Regions from separate parts of the Mus musculus genome. Here region 2 is linked to region 1. A link is a loop called in an ENCODE intact Hi-C map of the cell type or tissue named here. Cell type or tissue: heart. All regions are shown on one strand. Links, peaks and the distances in the headings refer to the core of each region. The heading gives the core; the rest is flanking DNA.

Region 1 (9,362 bases), core at 2,666-7,665:
ACACCTGGCAAGCTGAGTCATTGGTATTTTAAAGCCTAGAGTTTCTTAAATAGAAACGGAACATTTATGCATCTGAAGACATGAGTCAGAAATGTTTTTATAGCTCCATTTTCTTACAAAGATGAGAAGACATTTTAGGGGTTTCCCCTAAGCATTGCATAAATATTTTTAAGCGCACTATGTTACACTGTGAGGCACAGGGGTGAACTAATTATAATCTCTTAGGTTCCAGATCTAAGCATCTAAGTGAGGAGCCGAAATACATTACTTTTATTGAACACAGAATGTATAACTTCAAGGATCAGGGGAAATTGAAAGCTTAGTAATTAGAGTAGTTGAAAATTAACCAGGTTTTTACAAAATGGGAAGCCACAATCCGGAATGTAAAAACAGCATATAAGTGAGAGTCAAGCCAAATGTCTGATCCATTCTGGTGGATCTTGTAAGAATTTAACTACAAAACGATAAGAAGTTTTCAGAAATCACAGAAATTACTTTTGATTAGAGAGCCTTGTACAAAGTGCCTAAAAGGCAATGTTTGTGAATAGATAAAAACCAAGACCATATACACACAGGCCTAGGTCTGAGGGCAACAGTAAGAAGAAATTCTCATTAGTTACAATTTTAAGAAAAGCTGATTCTATATACCATACAACTAACTGCTTCTGAATTGTAGCTAAGAATCCCAGCCTCATACAACAATCTATTCAGGCTTTCTAATCTGACTTATTATTTCTAATAAAAGCAATATCCAATAACAACAAAGTTACCCCACATTTTAGTGAATGGGCTTAGTCATGTACACATACACTACATGAGCAGCAGCATAGACAGCTAGCTTCCGAATCTGTTACGTGTGCCACACTCCTGGGATCACCTCGCCAGTGGAAGTCTGTATACAAACGCAGAGTGGATGCAACCATGTGCTAAGCACAGTCCACCAAGATTCCTGTGAGTCTTCTTTTTGTCCCATAACATTCCCAGCCCCTGGCTGTGCAGCCAGGGTGTGTCCTAAAGTCCCTGGGATCAAACCTCAAACAAAAACATCAGATTCAGTGTGACTTGTGGATTCAAGTGAAGGTTGGGACAAAGGGAAGCATCTCGGAGCTGCTATGGTGAAGATTCTCGTGGAAGTCACCACAGCAATCTCCCCTGGAAGGAGGGATCCTCTTCCTTCCTTCTTTATCCATTCGCCCTCTCTTTATCCATTCTCTGATCTCTTGAAGTCACTTCTCAAATAACCTATTTGCCCACAAGCATTGTTTTCAGACACTGTGTTTTGAGAAGTCGTTCTGAGATAGAATGATCTTTATAATCATTGATCTATGTAATTAAGATCTATGCAAACCTGAGAGTCTAGCCTGGGGGTGGGGTGGAAACACGAATGGAAATTGCTAGTGAAATATATCTGGTCATAAAAAGGATTGTAAAAACAATATACAAGCCAGATGAAAAAGGATTAAACTCAATGAACAGCAACCTCTAACAAAAAAACAAAACCAAAAGCAGCTCCAAGTTATGGGGCCTGACAATATGTTCCTCTGCAAATTCAAGCCTCAGAGTTTGGCCAAGACAGCCTGACAGCCAGACACGTTCAAAGGAGAAAATTCAAGTCCTCAGTGAACTTTATTGATCCAAAGTTGTTTAAGAATACTGACTCGATCAGTCCTTAATACCTTCATTAATAGTCTGTGAATGAGGCTCAGTCACAGGTAAAAAGTAGGATGTCTGGATTTGCCCACTGCTTACTGACAACTTAAAAAACAGAACTGGATGTTATTGTTATTGTTTTAATTAATTCACTCCATAAATTCAGGGCTGAAAGAATCTTTTCATTACACAAACTTATCTACTGTGATTGGAAGTTGTCCCCGTGGTACTTGATCTGTTAAAATTTTGCACACAAAAAAAAGTAAGAAATATAATTTCCAAAAACAGGAATTGCCCATTTTAGGATAGGAGGAAAAGTGTATTTTCTGAATTCTTATTTAAAAAAAAAAATCTTTCTAAAGACACAGCTACTGTTCATTGTGCTCATTCCAAAGTCTCAATAACTAAGAATCTCTGTGGAAAACAAAAGGTTTAGCCAAGGAAATGAGGCCATGCGAGGGAGTGGTAATGAGTCACAGATTCTTTGGTTTCTAACATTGGGAAACCCAGACTTCATCTGCCCAGTGCAGGGTGTTCTTTACAAACCATCCACCTTGCTAGGCATGGCAACTAAACAAAGCAGGCTCCCTCAACTCTTGTTGGATATATACCTTATGAATGAAGATACATACTCTGTTGTTTTGTTTGTAGTGTTTTGTTTTGCTTGGTTGTTTGGTTGTCTGCTTTTCAAAACAGGGGTTCTCTGTGTAGCCCTAGCTGTCCTAAAACTCTGTAGACCAGGCTAGCCTCTAACCCTGCACCCCTAAGGCTGGGATTAAAAGCACAGCCATCTCCTGGCCAGTTTTGTTACGTTAACCAAAGAGACTTTTGTTATTGGAAGTGATGATGGGTGTTAGGAAGGAGAAATGCAAGAAGAGAAGACAAGGAAAGAAATCAAATTGAAATTAGGGTCAGGAAATAGCTCTCTGAGAAAGTAATAATTATCCTGAAAGAAAGAATAGGAAGCAGACAGGTGACCGAACACTGATGTCACAATGGAGCCCCGTGGGGGGTCTGAAAAGGGAATGGACGTGAATCTAGCGAGCAAGGCCAAGTGTGGCTTGAGAAGAATCTGGAGACACAGGTAGAGAGGTGCTTAGCCAAGTCCTCGAGGCCATGTTAAAGTGTTTGGGGCTTGTGTTAAATGCAGCAAGAACCTCAACCAAATGTATGCCAAGTGCAAAGCAAACAGAAACCAGCTTTCCTGGCACACATTCTCGAACCTACGGCTGCCATGGATTTTACCACAAAACAAAGTACCATATTACAAACTGCCTGTTCAGAATTAATTCTTTTGTGAGTTACTCCGATCATAAAGAACAGGGATCCAGGCTGGATATGAAATGCAAAAGAGAATCTTAGCTATGCAACTCAGTGGGGATGGATCAGGGTGCTACTCACAGAGTTCTGTTTGAGGTAGTGAACACTTCTGTCCAGAAGGCAAGCACAGGGACGGTTATACTCCAGGGGGAAGCCACTGAACATGGGCTTTGCACAGTTTAGTGTCTGCTGGACGTTGTCCAGGTTGTCTCCAGTGTTCCTGTCGGCTCCCCAGCTAATTAGAGTCACCTCTATTGACAGATGTGGCAAAGGTCACTGCTCTGGGGACTTGGCTGAGGAGGGAGCATTTCACTGTCCTCGAGTGTGAAGACAAATAAGACATTACCCTAAAAGGTTCAAGCTCAAAGGGAATGCAGAGGTCAAAGATTCCCTGGACGTCTTGCACTCAGGTTCAAAAGCACCAACTGGACTGGATAGCAATAGCTCTGGAACCCAAGCCTGAAGGACTGATTGATTGGGAATAGGCATGGACGTGGTATGACGGGGCAGCCCAAGCCAAGCCAAAGCCAATATACGGTGACAAATATACACCCATCTATACACAAGGAATACACATGCAAAGACGCTTTAAAGATAACTTACCTCATGGGTGAGCCCCATCTGTGCTATCACCAAAGACCCAACATGGCTTCAATGATAGTCCCATCTAATGGTCACACAGATGGCCCTGACGAGCCAAATGGGTCACAGAACAAAACCAAATGTCAGAAATCTGTGAAACAGGGAAAATAGAGAGGAATAAAAGAGATGATGGGGGAGAGGGGTTGTAAAAGGGAGCTGGAGTAACCATAATGCACTGTATAGATTATGTAATTGTCAAAGAACTAACTTATTTAAAAGATACATTCTGTACATACATAAGCTTGTCAAGGGAAAAAAATATGGTTTAAAGATGCAGAGATCCACAGCAAAGCATTACAAGGGACTCAGTGAATCCAAAGGAAAAAGAAGAAGAGGAAAGATTGTAGGAGCCAGAAAGGTCAAGGACACCACCAGAAAACCCACAGAATCAACAAATGAACTCCTAAGGGCTCACTGAGACTGAAGCGGCAGTCAGGGAGCCTGCGTGGGTCTAACCTCTGCATATATGATAGTTATGTAACTTAGTGTTCTTGTAGAACTCCTAACAGAGGAAGTTGGGGCTGTTTCTGAAGCTCTTGCCTGCCTTTGAGACCCTTGTCCTTCGACTGGTTCACCTTGTCCACCCTTAATAGGAGGAGAGGTAGGTACCTAGCCTTACTGAAACTTGATATGCCACGGTTAATTGCTATCCCAGAGAGCCCGTCCATTTTCTGAAGGGAAACTGAGTAGTAGTGGTTGGGGAGGGAGGAGAGACTGGGAAGAGAGAAGAGAGGGAAAATACTGTGGTTGGGATATGAAAGAATAAATTGATTTAAAAAAATAAATAAAAGTATTGTTTAAGAAAATTACATTCTAGATTACATAAAGTGAATTTTAAACGAAATGAATTAACCTTAAATTTTATTTATTTTTACACGAATTGCATCACACTAAATTTTCTCTTATTTGAAAGAGCCGGCATAAAGAGTTACCAACTCAAACCAGGGGTTAGAAAACTATAACCTGGGCTGGTGAGATGGCTCAGTGGGTAAGAGCACCTGACTGCTCTTCCAAAGGTCAGAAGTTCAAATCCCAGCAACCACATGGTGGCTCACAACCATCTTTAACGAGATCTGACTGGAGTGTCTGAGGACAGCTACAGTGTACTTACATATAATAAATAAATAAATAAATCTTTTAAAAAATGTTAAAAAAAAAAAAGAAAAAGAAAAGAAAACTACAGCCTATGGTTAAATCTTGGGCTCAGCCTATTTTTGAAAATCGATTTTTACTGGAAGGTGGAAAATATGAAAACCTCTCAAAAATGATAACTTGTATTCTCCATTAGCTGAATTTTCAGCAATGGACAACTATTGTTTATACATTTATTTTAGAGACATTTATTACTAACACCTTGTAGTCCCAGAAAACAATAAGAGCAATGTACAGCGTAGTCAATCATTATAAAGCAGGGGGGAAAAAAGACTCTTTCTATTACCATAGAGTTCTTATGTCTGAGTCTCTCTCAAAATGACTCTCAGCTTATCAGTTTAGTTGACCCAGTTGTGGCCACTCTGCAGCCCTTAGAGCTTTCCTTGTGTGGCACAGTGTGTTCCTTACAAGGAATTAAGCCGAGAGAATTCGGTCTAACGGCAGTAAAAGGCAGAAGTGAGAATTTAGCTGACTCTACCACCACGCCGTTTTATCTTGAAGCTTCTGGGAAACTTTAGTTGCTTTGTGAAGGTGTTGTGGAAAAAGAGACAAGTTGCCTCCGGGGTTGCTAACTTCGCCGATTTTCTTTCCGTTTGAAGAACACAACCAACAAACCGCCACTAGGTGTCCTCAACACCAAACTAATCCTCACTTCGGCACTTTCAGAGGCGAACTCGCAGGGACACGGGACTCAGGAGTTCCCCCCGAGGGACAGATCAAAACCCCGTGCACTCAGCACGGCTCTCTGAGTGAAAAGAAGTTCCCGGCAACAGCATCCGAAACTTCGGATCTCAGCTTTTAGTACGGAAAGGCCGGATGGTGGGGTGGAGACCCTCCTACGCTGAACGGGAACAAGAGAGGCCAATTTGAAGCCGCCCTGCCTCGCAGCAACTTCAAATGCGCAGAGAATATGCATTGGGTTCTAACTGCTTTTGTTTTTTGTTTTTAATTTATTTTTTATTATGCTTTTGTTTTCTTTACGGCGTTTGCAAATAAGAAGCCATTGTTCGGCTAAGCCTGTTCATTCGTTTTTTCACGAGAAGACAGTAATATTACTGAGTCCGCAGTCAGAGTCGCCAACTCCATCCCGATTCTCATCCATCCGGACGCTCCTCTGCTTGTCTTTTCCAGTTCTCCCCTCCCTCGCCCCCCATCTTTCCCTCCTCTATTTCTTCTCAACGGTATCTAAATCTACCACCTTTACACACATAGTGCGCTTTCCTGGTTAAAATATGAATATTTACATATTCAGTGGAAATAGGATTTCTTGACTTTGAAAAGTCAATAAAAGGGGAAAGAAAAGGAAGAGGTGCTAGAGATGGCTCAGTTGTTGCGTGCTTACTGCTCTGCAGAGGATCCGGGTCCTGTTTCCAGCACCCACATGGCAGATCACCACTACCTGTAACTCTACTTCCAGGAGAACAAAGGACCTCATCTGTCCTCCATGGGCTCTTGAACATATGCATACACTCAGGCACGTATACATAAAATAACTAAATATTTAAAAATGAATAGGAGGAGGAAAGGGGTGGGGGTGAGAAAGCAAGCAGGTAACTGCCCAAATCGACCCAAAAGTTATGGACCATAAGGTCACATGGTGGGAACCGGTGGGAACCGGGAGCTGCAGAAGGCATTTCCCTTCATCTTTCCTGCCTCCACTCCGGATTCTTTATCATGTTCCAGGAATTTCTAATCTCACCACAGCCAGATGACTCACAGCGGCTGACTGGCTGTCTAGGCTTCTACCTAACACCTGTAAAGATAAACCCTGGTTAAAACAGCACTCATTGCAGGGTGGCCTTTGCAGATGGCCAGGGGGATTTTCAGAGTTGAGTTCAATTTTTCCCCTCAAAGGCTCACAGACCTTGATCTTAATTTCAGACATATTTGTGTCTGACAGCCAGAGGCTAGCTACACACCAGGAATAACCTCCCATGGACCAGACCTGCTGCTTGGGGAGAGGAACACAGGAGTACAGCAATCCTTATTTGGGACCACAAAGGGTTTTGGTTTGCAAGCTACTCAGACCAACCTTCTTCGTACTCACTTCACTGCCCCAGGCTGCCTTTTAGGGGCGTGTCATTTTCTCTCTGATCAATTGAGAGGTTCTTTCTAACTAACGTCTCTCCATGCGAGGCATACAGAAACAGTGGGCCATACGGTCAGATTCAAAATATAAATGTTAAATAGTGTCCTTCCAGGCAAGTGATAAAGAAAATAATCAAGGAGCCATATTTCTGAAGGCTTATATAGGAATAAATCCTTATATAGAGAGATAAATCATACATAAGCAGATAATTATAGGTCAACTCTTATTTATAAGACAATACTTAACATTGAGCTTTTAAAATACCCTTAATCCCTTCCAGGAGTTCTATAAGCATTAGTTAATTTAATGTTTTCAACAAGCTCATAAGGTACATATAATTATAAAACTGATGACCATGGAGGTATAGATTTTTCTTTAAAAATATATATGTATGTATATATACATATTTTTTTCTGTTATAATTAGAACATGGCTCTGAACATGCCAGAGAGCCTGGAAGATCTGTGAATTGAAAAAAAAAAAAAAACTAAAGGAGAACTTGTGTGCGTGTGTGTGTGTGTGTGTGTGTGCGCGCACGCTTGTACACAGGTGACTAAAGTATTTGTATGCTTCTGTGTGGAGGCCAGAGGACACCCTCAGGTCATGCACCTGAGGTACATTTCTCAGGTACCACCCACATTTTCCACCTTTTTAAAAACATAAACAAAGTCTCTCACTGGCCTTGTCAAGGAAGCGAGGCTGAGTCCTAGGAATCTATCTAGACTGTCTCCAACCCCCATCCCCAAGTTTATTTTTAAGTGAGTTCTGGGAGTTCATGCAAGACCTGGTGCTGGCAAAGTGGGAACTTTACAGATTGAGTTCTTCCCTCAACCGTGATTCAAATTCAAAACTGGAAATTAAACCCTTGAAAATAATTCTGAAGTTAAAAATTACCAGTCTGTGTCCAAATAAACAGGCTTGTTGATATCTCTGTGTGTCTATCTCTCCCTTCCTTCCTTTCATTCCATCTTTCTATTTCAGAAGATTATACTTGTTCTATTCCAGTACGTTTCATTTCCTGGTCTTTCTAAAGCACAATGCTAGAAGGCAGAGACTCAAGAATTTAAAGGCATTTCCTGGGCTAGACTGACCTACTGCTGGAACTAGTCATGCCAGTACCAGGGAAGCCAAGCGTGGATATTTAACATCTAGAAACTGGACTGGCCACGTACGAATCCCAGGGAGACTGTGTGAAACGCCAATGGAAGAGCAGAAAACTGGCTCTCAGAGATTGTCTGAAATGCTGTTTTATTCTCGAGGGACTGTGACTTGGATGCCCCTCAGAGTATGAACCAGGGTCACCTGCTAATCAGAGATGCATTAACCATCAGCCATGAGATAGAAAAGAATTTGGGCATGAGTATAAATCATACTTAGTACCTCATCATAAAAGTGAAAGATTTCATCAGTCTCACAAAATAGATGTGCACCATGGATTAGAGCTAAATCAATTAGTCCTCTTGACAAACAGTTCAGAAAACATGGGTTTACTTCATCAGGGTCCTGATTGGTGTCTACAATCTCCTCCTATAATAAGAGGTTGTTTCCCAGAGTGCATTGTGAGTGCCTTCTTCCCCAGCTGGGCTCTAACTTCCCCAAAGGTGAGGTTCTTCTCCAATTGCTGGTTGACGTGACTTGCTAGGATGCATCTGATGGTCAATATCTGTTAAATGACTAAGACACACTCATCCAACACAGTGGGAAATGGCGTTAATTTTGTCTGGGAACTTCTCAGTACCACAAGTTCAGAGGCCGTAAGAGCCAGAGCCAGTTCTCTGCCCTTGGCCACCTGGTTTCTACTACCTGAGATAGGCTTCTTTATTCAGCTTGGCGCACCACTGCCCAGGAAAGATGGGGAAGTTCTTTCAGTTTTTCTTCATAAGCTTCTGAATCATTTGGACAGATTTTTCACACACACACACACACACACACACACACACACACACACACACACACATGTTCCATCAATACCTTGGTTAGCAATATTTTAAATATACATTTACACATTACACATGCATATGGATCCAAAAGTGAACACATTTTACCATTCTCTTCTCATTCCTGAGAATGATATTCCTCTTTATCTTCTTAACTTTTTTCTCAAGATTCAGTAAAAGTTTGTAACTTTCTTCATAATTATATATTTAAGCTGATTTCTAACATGCTTTGTTTTTGAAGTTGCTGTTCAATGTGGGATATCTCTGCCCTCATTCTCTCTCTCTCTCTCTCTCTCTCTCTCTCTCTCTCTCTCTCTCTCAGTTTAACTGGATGCTCTGTCAGTCAACTTAGGTCTCCCTCTATTCCCTTCTTTTCTACGTTTTGGTATAGAGCAACCAGCTGAACGCTGCTTGTTTTCTGTGCATTTTCACCCTTAATGTTTTAGGGTTTTTTAAATTTTACCTTGGGAATCACAGTGTTGGCAATTACTTACCTTATCTTCTTTTCCTCCCCTTAGCTGTTTTAGGTTTCACTTCTTATTACTACCAAGAGAATGAACTTCTCTTAATTA
Region 2 (9,362 bases), core at 1,546-6,545, 97 kb after region 1:
TTATGCCCAGACAATGGTAGTGCATATTTTTAATCCCAACACCAGGAGGCAGAGAAAATCATATAGACCAGGCCAGCCAGGTCTACAGAGCAAGTTTCAGGACTTGGGTCTCAGACAAAGTTACAGCAGCCTTTCTAGCATCTGAAATTACCTTAGTTGAATTAACTTGAAAAGATAAACTATCAAAGTCAGAAAACCTAGACACTCCAGGTTTCTGGTTCAGGTGTTTGCATGTTTTATTTTCCTCATTAAGTTAAGCCATCAGACTGTTTTGTTTCCTCTTGTAAATGTTTTCTTTTATTAAAAATAATTATTATCTATAGAATGGATTAAAGTGAGCACTTTCTATGACAGGTTTTATGTTATAAATTATGCTCTGTGAACTTAAGAAAGCCTAATAGCTAATTCATAATTACCTTGAGAGTAGAAGTTTTGTTTCTTAGACACTGACCTATCAATAAACAGATTCCTCTATCTGAGATATAAAATGCCTTACCAAACAGCATACATTCCTGCTCTACCTTACTAAGTGCATATTACAGTCCAAAAGAAGGTCGCCATGAAACTAAATGACAAGGTCAACAGAGATGCCACGTGGAAATATCCCGGGATACCATAGCCTGATACCAATCTCTAGTACTAGTTGGAGAGTAGAATACCAAGCCATTGATCTGCTGCAAACTGCAGGTGCAACTGGAGGAGTGGGTGGATGTCAGCGCAGGAGAAAGCTGTGCTACGTCATCCTCCGAGGCCCTTGATGTGGAAGGAACAATCACCACACACACGCAGATCATTGTGATCCCTGTTCCAAGGACCTGGGGTGTGGGAAAGGAAGTGTGGCATGGAATCTGAAAGCTAGATTTACAAGGTAGGAGATCTGAGAGCTTCAAGTGGGGAGGGTTTCCAGCATTTCAGAGAAATTTGTTTTGTTTGTTTTCAGTCTAGACTGAGAGTACAAATGCCTAGGAAATATGCTTGTGGCCAGAAGGCACCCTAGGGTTGTTTTCTTTTCCACTCGGAGCCCTGCTATGATGTATATGGGTTATGGTGTACGTATGCAGTACGTACACTCAGAGATTACCTGTCACTGCAATGGTGCCTCTAACGCTCTATATATCCACTCAGCAGTCTACATGATTGCCACTAATTTCCTTGAATGTCCTCCTTATCCGTACTGTACTGGCTCTTTACTATTAGATGGTTTTGTTTAGGCTAGAGCAATTGCTACTGGCAATTAGCTGCTGGCAATCTCGAAGCTATATTCAGTATAACTTTCTGAAGTGCAAGTTTAAGCACAGGTTTACCCTGCTGAAAAAAAAATTTAGTGTTCAGTTTAAAGGTAGGCTATTCTTATATGGTTCTGATTTTTAAAAATCATTGCCTTGATTCAAATCCTGCCTTTGAACAATAAAATTATGTCATTTGCAGGGAAGTGGGTAGAATTAGAACTCATCGCCTTACAGAAACCATCCAGACCCAGAAAGACAAATATTACTTGTTCTCTCATATGTGGAACATAGATTGTTGCATACAACTTTAAGGTTCCCTGTCTTTGTTACCTGACAACTAGGGAAGTTTTCTTATCCTTTTTGATCCTGAAGTTCCTCAACTGATATAGGGGATGTCAACAGTCAATCCTTCATGCACTTACTGTAAGGATTCTGTGGCAGACTCTAGATAGTTGGGAACTATGCCCACATCACGTAACTTTGAGATACTATTGTTTGACCAACTTATCATCAGCTACAAATGCATATTACAATCTACCCTTCATACTCTCCAGCTGTCTGCCTTCCTTCTGGCCAACCAACAACCTCAATTCTTGTACATGAGTTGAGATTTGTACCAGCCTCATATACCAAGATATTTATATACTTTATTTAATCTTTAACAACTCTAAAATACTAGTCCTGGAAACTGAGACTAAAAAACTGACCTTATATATGAGAGAGCATGGAGATGAAACCAGTTTCCAATACTCCAACTATATTCTTACAGCAATGTTACTTTTATGCCAATCAATTTCCTAAATATTTGCATTAAAGCATTTTAGTCTCACAAGATTTCTTGAACCTTGGAATGTCTACATTCAGAGAAAGACTCTATGCCCATCCTGAACCTAGACAGGACTTCACAACCACCCCAGCTAACTGACTCTAGTACAAGCAAGGTTATACAACATCCAGATGCAGGTTACAAATGATAATACAGCTCTGACTATCTCACTCTTTTGAAACTGCACTCTAGGCAATCTAATATAGGCCACATAATTTTTAATGCTACCTGAAGGTCTCATGCTTGAAGGACCAGTAAAGAGATCACATCAAGATACAGAGGAATGAAGAGGCTCAGCTGCTCAGATGTTCTTTAAGCAATACCAACAGGCACTTCATGCAACAGAGAGGAGCTATCTTAACCAAGCCTGGCCCACATTGCAAAATGCATGAGCTATGCAAATTCTCCTTGTTATTTAAGCCAAGAAATACTGAGAATTTTGTTTCTCAATAATAAAATCCAGAAAGGCTGTAGAAACCTCTAATATCAGTTACTCACTTTCTTGCCCCTTGATGGTAGACCTTGGCAGTCTTCACATGTACAGCCACCTCTACATACAAAGCGTCACCAACGAGCACACCCAATATCCCTCATTTAAAGAGCCATGAACTGACTTATGTCTGTGGATGCCACAGAGTCAAACAGCTTTCCTTAAGTCTATAACTGGATACTTAAGGACTCAAATATAAAGTCAAAATGTCTAGATTTATTCTTTGTCTCCTAGCTGCTATTTCATCTGTCTAGATGTCTGTTTCTTCTGAATGGAGTTACAGTGAAACTTCCATTTGAACCACAATGCAGACATGTATATACACATTCTATGAAAGCTCTTAGATTTTAAATTAATCGCTCTAGCATTGCTGTGATGCAACAGTAACAGATTACATGAAGAAAAAGGATTTGCTTCAGCTCATGGTTTCAGGGAATTCAGCCCATTGAGGCAGAGGCAGAAGCACTCAGCTCACACCATGGCAGGCAGAGACAGCAACAGAAGACTATCATGGAGAAGAGGCACCTCAGTGACCCACTTTCTTCAGCTAAGCTCCAATCTCAAAATCTACAGAAACTTTCCAAATATTGTCATCAGTTGGAGACTAAATGCTCAAAATGTGAGCCTATGGGTACATTTAAGATTCAAATTTTAACAGCATTTGACAGGAGTTTTTATTCTGTTGTGGTATATATTAAAATATTGGTTATATTGTATATCAATTTTTTCTGTTTCTTTGTGTGAACTATTAGTCTTTTGGAAAAAAATAAAAAATAAAAAAAACAGCAGTAAACCCCTGATACCTGATGCTTTGGATGTGAGAAAATATAACTTTGAATGAATAGACAAATAGGTAAAGGGCGCTGAAAGAACACGCCATCCTTGTAGGAGACGTCACATGGAAGAGAACTCAGGCTCATGGGGAATTTAGAGTTGGTGGTATGCTACTGTCCCCATCCTATCCAAATCCTGTCTCTTTCTTAGTGACATTACCATTCCACATAGGCAAAGCTTCAAGACTGCCTTACCCACAAAACCATACAGCTTTCTTGGGCATCTTTAAGAGGACAATGGACAGTCCAAATCAGATGGGCTGGGCTGTGAGGAAAGCCACTGCCACCAATGTCATATAGATCCCCTTTCTCCTTCTTGCCATTTACAGCATGTTATCTGGATGCCTGACCTTGCCAAGCAAAATCTAGTTAATCTTTACAGTGCCATTCCCCTTTATGGCCTCTATGATATGGCAGTGCCATATGGTGGCAGTGCTGTGGAAAGGACTCTGCTCTTAGCTGGTGAGCAGGCTTGTGCTGCACTAAGCAAATAATCTGCCTCTTGCATCATCCATCACATCCCTGCTCAGTGGAAGACACATCCACCTCTACTAAGGACACGAGAGAAGAGGCTCTACCATAAGTTTCTACCTCAGTATACACATGTGCATATGAATTCTCACTGAAAGAGATGGCAGACTGGAGATATTGCTGCTGAGTTGCAATACCTGCTAGTGGAGCCCACTGCTGTCACAGACCAGCAGTACCATTCAAGGACACCTTGATCTCAGTATACAGAAAACTCTCAGTCCACCAATCAGGTCTTCAATCTGTTCTCTAGGTTCTCTAGGTTCCGCTGACTAAAATCCAACAAGCTGGCCTTAGAAGCAAATGCGGGATCTATCTCACTGTTGCTGTGATTACAGGTTGTGTGTTTCTCGTAGCTTTAATCATGCCTACATTCTTTCTCAGAAGGAGCTGTTTGAAGCCTGCAGAATGCTGAGGTTTGGACACATTTCTGAGGTAGCCACCACAGCTTCTGATTGGACAGCCACTCTCGGACCATGTAGGCCTTTTGCTGTTGACTCACCAGAGGGCAGCAACTTGGCAGCTTGATGTCAGCGTGCAAGAATGTCAGGCTGCTCTCTCCAGGCAACCACCCTCTGGCCGCCAACAACTCCACACTCAACCAAGAGCTGAGCAAGGCTGCCCAGGTTTACACTCTGGCAAACCCCCTGCCTGGGCTTTTCACTGCCCTGGATTTCGTGCCACAGCAAAAGAGAAACAAAAGCAAAGGAACAAACAAAAAGCCCACACCTTAGTTCACATCACTAAACCCTAGTTGTGACGGGAGTGTGTATGAGACTGGGTATGGTTGTCTGTATAGCTCTCTGCAACACACACACACACACACACACACACACACACACACACACACACACACACTTTTCCCAATAGGAAGCACTAGAATGCAGGATGTAATCTGTCAGGATGCATAAGTAAGATTTCTAAATTATTGAGCATATAGAAATACGTGCTACTACACTCCCGAATATTTGATTTGCCTCAAATTCCTCATAGCTCTGACTACTCTGACTGAAACCTTCACTTGGACTTAGGACTGTCTGTGAAGTGTTTTATAATCCCATGACTAGATTTTTTTTTAGGGGGAGTGGCTTCCTGGTGCTCATGTGGCATGGCAGAGTTGTCAGAGAGCATGCAGCCTGGCTCTGTGTCTACTCTTGAGCATTACCTAGATTCACATCTTCTGTGATCTTAGTAGCACCCCCTCATTCAGGAAAAAAAAGAGTCAGAGTCATGTGTCTACATTCATTAAAATGCCCGTGCTCACAGAGTATTTTCGATGGTTGTAATTTTAGTCAACTGAAAGCAGTAAACCTATTAAAAGATCTATGGATCCATGGCCAAGGTCAAGCAATTAACCACATTACACAGTAAACCAAGGTTGAATTAGTGATTCACAGGAACTAAGTATTCCCTGACTCAGTTTGCTAATGTGTGGAAGTCCAAAGATTAAGGTTATTTGATTCTTATAGCAAACCAGGATTGAGATAAAAGTTCCCTCTTTGGTCTTGTCTTCATTTCATTTCTTTACCCTGAGGAATGGCTACAACTTCAACTTCTCCATTCTGTCTGTATTTTCTAGAACTGTCCAATCTGGCTAATGCAGTGGGTAGATCACCCCCCAAAAATATTTCCATATCATAATCCTCCAAGTTTACTAATATGATTTTTATATGAAAACTTAAGAATTAACTTAAGATGAATTAACTCAGTTAGTCACAGTAGGCAAGAAATCCAATAATAAATGTCCTTATAGAAGCACACAGAGAAGAGGCTGAGAGAAAAGAGATAGCAGAAAATACAGTGAGGTAACTTCCAGATGAAAACTTCCTGAAGACACTGGAAGTTCAGAAAATTCTCCTATATAACCTGTGTGGATGGCAAGAGCCTGCTGATATCCTGACTGAATTTACCACCCCTACAACTCTGCATTGATTTCCACTGCCTTAAAGCCATGGTGTTTGTAGACACTGGATGATAGATACAGAGAAAGAATCCATTACAAACTCTATGTCATGTAAAGAATAATGCAGGCAATGCAGGTCTAGGTGGAAAAATGATGCTATTAATGTCCTGCATGAATGTTCATGAATCAACGAGTCATGGTACATGATTGCAGGAAGCCTGTAGTCCCCAAATCCAGGAGATGTGAGCAAGACAGCCATTAATTACAGGGCCAAAGTCCTTCCCACTCAAACAAACAAAAAAGGAAAATAATGTAATTAATTAATTATTCAGTATGACAACTGACAAATTGAAAGTCAGGTCAATAGCAAAAAAATACTAGCAGGTTCAGCAAAAGCAGTCCTGTCAGAAAGCAGTGCCCATCCATCATTACTCCTGCTGACAGCATGGCTCAATCTGGATAAATCTTGCCTGTTTTACTGACCTGTTACTTTAAATTTCTTGGAGCTTAAGTGTTGGTTCAAAATCCAAACAGGCAAATGGCATTTTGTGGGCCTGACCAAACATACTTAAGTGCTGAGATGTAACCGCAGTGGCCAGCTGTGGTTCATGAACCAACTGACCCTTTAAAAAATACTGACAAAGTACATGACAGCCAGGAGTCCCTCAGCCTCCCCTTTCACTCCCACTCTCTCCCACTTACCCTGTGGGCAGAGAGAAGAGCTCTGTCGCAGTCTTCAGTTCATCTTTCTTGGTAGCTCCTCTTTCTTTTTCTGTGATAACTTAATTTGTACACTATCTACTTAAGAATACAGTCCTCTCTCTCTCTCTCTCTCTCTCTCTCTCTCTCTCTCTCTCTCTCTCTCTCTCTCTCTCTCTGTGTGTGTGTGTGTGTGTGTGTATGTGTGTGTGTGTGTGTATTTCTGCGTGTGTGTGTGTGTGTATTTCTGCATGTGTGTGTGTGAAAGAGAGAAGAAAGAAAGAAAGAAAGAAAGAAAGAAAGAAAGAAAGAAAGAAAGAAAGAAAGAAAGAAAGAAAGAAAGACAGAGAGAGAGAGAGAGAAAGAGAGAGATGAGGGGGTGGGGGAAAGAAAGCGATTGCTTTAGAAGAAATCCAAAGTCATTTTTTCTTACGTTTCATCATAAGCATTAAGACAAGATTACTACAAAGGGCAGGTGGGTCCAGGAAATATAAATGTATATCAAGGGAAATATAAACTATAAACTATAAACTGAGACAAGACATTAGCCGCCTTCTCCAGCTTCTAATTTCAGTGTGAGTATCTGGAGGTGATTCTGAAGTAACATGCAACTCAAGGAGTTCCATGCTTTTCTGGCTGCTCATGAAGGTGGCTGGGAAGAAAATGAAGAACAATGAACGTTTTATAAAAGCCAGGGTTCTTGTGGCTGCCCCTCCGGAAGACCTCACTGAGGAGGGACCATGCCAACTTTCATAATACAAATTTTTGTCATGCAAACAGTCTGCAAAAAGAGATGCCCCGAAGGTTCCCTCTAAAAGTTAGAGGGATTTAAAAGGAGTATCAGGAAAATAAGGGATAGAGAGAGAATTGTGCCTCCTTACTAATGTACTATTATCCTCAAATGAAAATTAAGAACACCAAAAGCCCTGATCAATAACAAAATGACAGGCAACTCAATTTTTATAATGGGCAAAAGATTTAAACAGACAGCATTTCACCAATGTGCTGGGCATCGATAGTCATCAGGAAAATGCCAATAAAACCACTAGGCTTAGTCAGTCAAAGGCAAAAAAACACAAACAAACAAACAAACAAACAAACACAAAGCCCCAGACACTTATTGGCAATGAGAAGTGGAAACCTTCACACAGTTTTTCATCTGAGTACAAAATGGCATAGCCACTTTGACAGTTAGTTTAACAGTTCCACAAACAGTTAAATAGTGGTTATCCATATAACAGTCTACACTATGAGGGCCACCTAAAAGGGGAAAAATACGTTCACACAAATGACAGAGACAGGAATGATTAACAGAACTACTCCTCACAGGCAAGTGGTAAGGAAACCTAAAATGTCCTTCAACCACAGGATGGAAAAACAAAATTTAGCATATGGCACATCTACACACTACTTATTTTCTGCAGAGTTAATACCTTAACAGTGGTCCTCAGCCTTTAACACAGTGCCTCATGTTGTGGTGACCCCCAACCATAAAATTACTTCACTGCTATTTCATAACTGTAATTTTGCTACTGTTATGAATAGTAATATAAATATTTTTGAAGACAGAGGTTGCCAAAGGGGTCGCAAACCACAGCTTCCTTAGAAATGCGTGAAATTATAGTACATTATAGTTGAATACAGGGATATCTAAAAACTATCTGTTGGAGGTGGATGGGGGAGGGAGCTGGGTGGGAGGCGGGGCGAAGATGGGAGCAGGGATGAGGATCAGGTGGGGGAGATGGGGTGTGAAAGGGGCTGAGAGTGAGAACTGTATTTAATGCCGGGCATCTCTGGGAGTAGCTGGGGACCTGGGACCTAGGAAGTTCTGGAGAGTCTATAGGGTCACCCTAGCTGAGACGTCTACCAGCAGGGGATATGGTGACCAAAGTGGTCACTTCCTGTAGCCAATTGAGGGAGGGGGACATCAAACCATCCACAAAACCTTCAACCCAAAATCTGTCCTACCTACAAGATGCACAGGGATAAAGATGGTGCAGAGATTGAGGGAATGTCCAACCAATGACTGGCCCAACTTGATACACATTCCATGGGCAAGAACCAATCCCTGACACTAACAATGCCGCTCTGCTATGCTTGCAGACAGAAGCCTAGCATAACTGTCTCCTGAGATGTTTCCTCCAACAGCAGACGACCCATAGCCAAACATCAGGCAGAGCTTAGGGAGTCTTGTGGCAGAGTGGGGGATAGAACTGAGTGAGTTGGAGGGGTCAAGGACACCACAAGAACCACCACCACTCTCAGCCCTTTTGCACACCCCACCTCCCCCCTTCCCCCACCTGATCCTCATCCCTGTTCCCATCTTCAACCCCTCTCCCACCCAGGTCCCTCCCCCCATCCACCTCCAACAGATCCCTATAGTTTTTAAATATCCCTTTATTCAACTATAATGTACTATAATTTCACAGAGTCAGCTAACCTGGGCCCATGGGGATTCACAGAGACTGAACCACCAACCAAAGAGTATGCAGGGACTGGACCTAAGCCCCCTCCCCCCCAACCCTGCCACATTTGTAACAAAGATGCTGCTTGGTCTTCATGTGGCTCCCCTAACAATCGAGGCAGAGCCTGTGCTTGACTCAGTTGCCTGTCATTGGATTCCCTTCTCCTAACTGGGCTGCCTGGTTGGGCCTCAGTGGGCAAGAATTCACTTAGACCTACTGTGACTGGAATGGTACCCAAGGGGATGGTTCCCCTTCTCCTCAGAGAAGGTAATGAAGAGAGGGATTTGTAAGGGTGGCACTGAAAGGGGAGGAGCGGGGCATGATCGAGATAAAAGTAAATAAATAAAATAATTCATTAAAAACTATAAGAAAAATTAACTATAAGAAAG

The links. A loop is a pair of places that touch in the nucleus more often than their neighbours do. Peaks named below come from ENCODE experiments on the same cell type or tissue, not always from the same donor. Only the 100,000 strongest peaks of a DNase experiment are listed, where the experiment ranks them.
Region 2: it touches region 1 in a loop (2.1-fold over the local background); 1 of 42 quality-filtered maps calls a loop at or near these places.

The regions. Positions count from the first base shown.
Region 1 is chr4:89,520,915-89,530,276 of GRCm38, reverse strand. No RefSeq gene overlaps it. Among named protein-coding and RNA genes, the nearest start is that of Dmrta1, 160 kb to the left of the region's middle. In heart, for the core only: a CTCF peak has its summit at 5,382; a DNase peak (open chromatin) is centred at 5,526; H3K4me3 peaks cover 1,773 bases; H3K27ac peaks cover 454 bases; H3K27me3 peaks cover 609 bases.
Region 2 is chr4:89,423,148-89,432,509 of GRCm38, reverse strand. The region is part of intron 5 of Gm12610 (predicted gene 12610); the gene reads right to left. Among named protein-coding and RNA genes, the nearest start is that of Cdkn2b, 120 kb to the right of the region's middle. RefSeq lists an enhancer at 3,406-6,099. In heart, for the core only: a CTCF peak has its summit at 4,412 (motif pointing right); a DNase peak (open chromatin) is centred at 4,419; H3K27ac peaks cover 1,158 bases.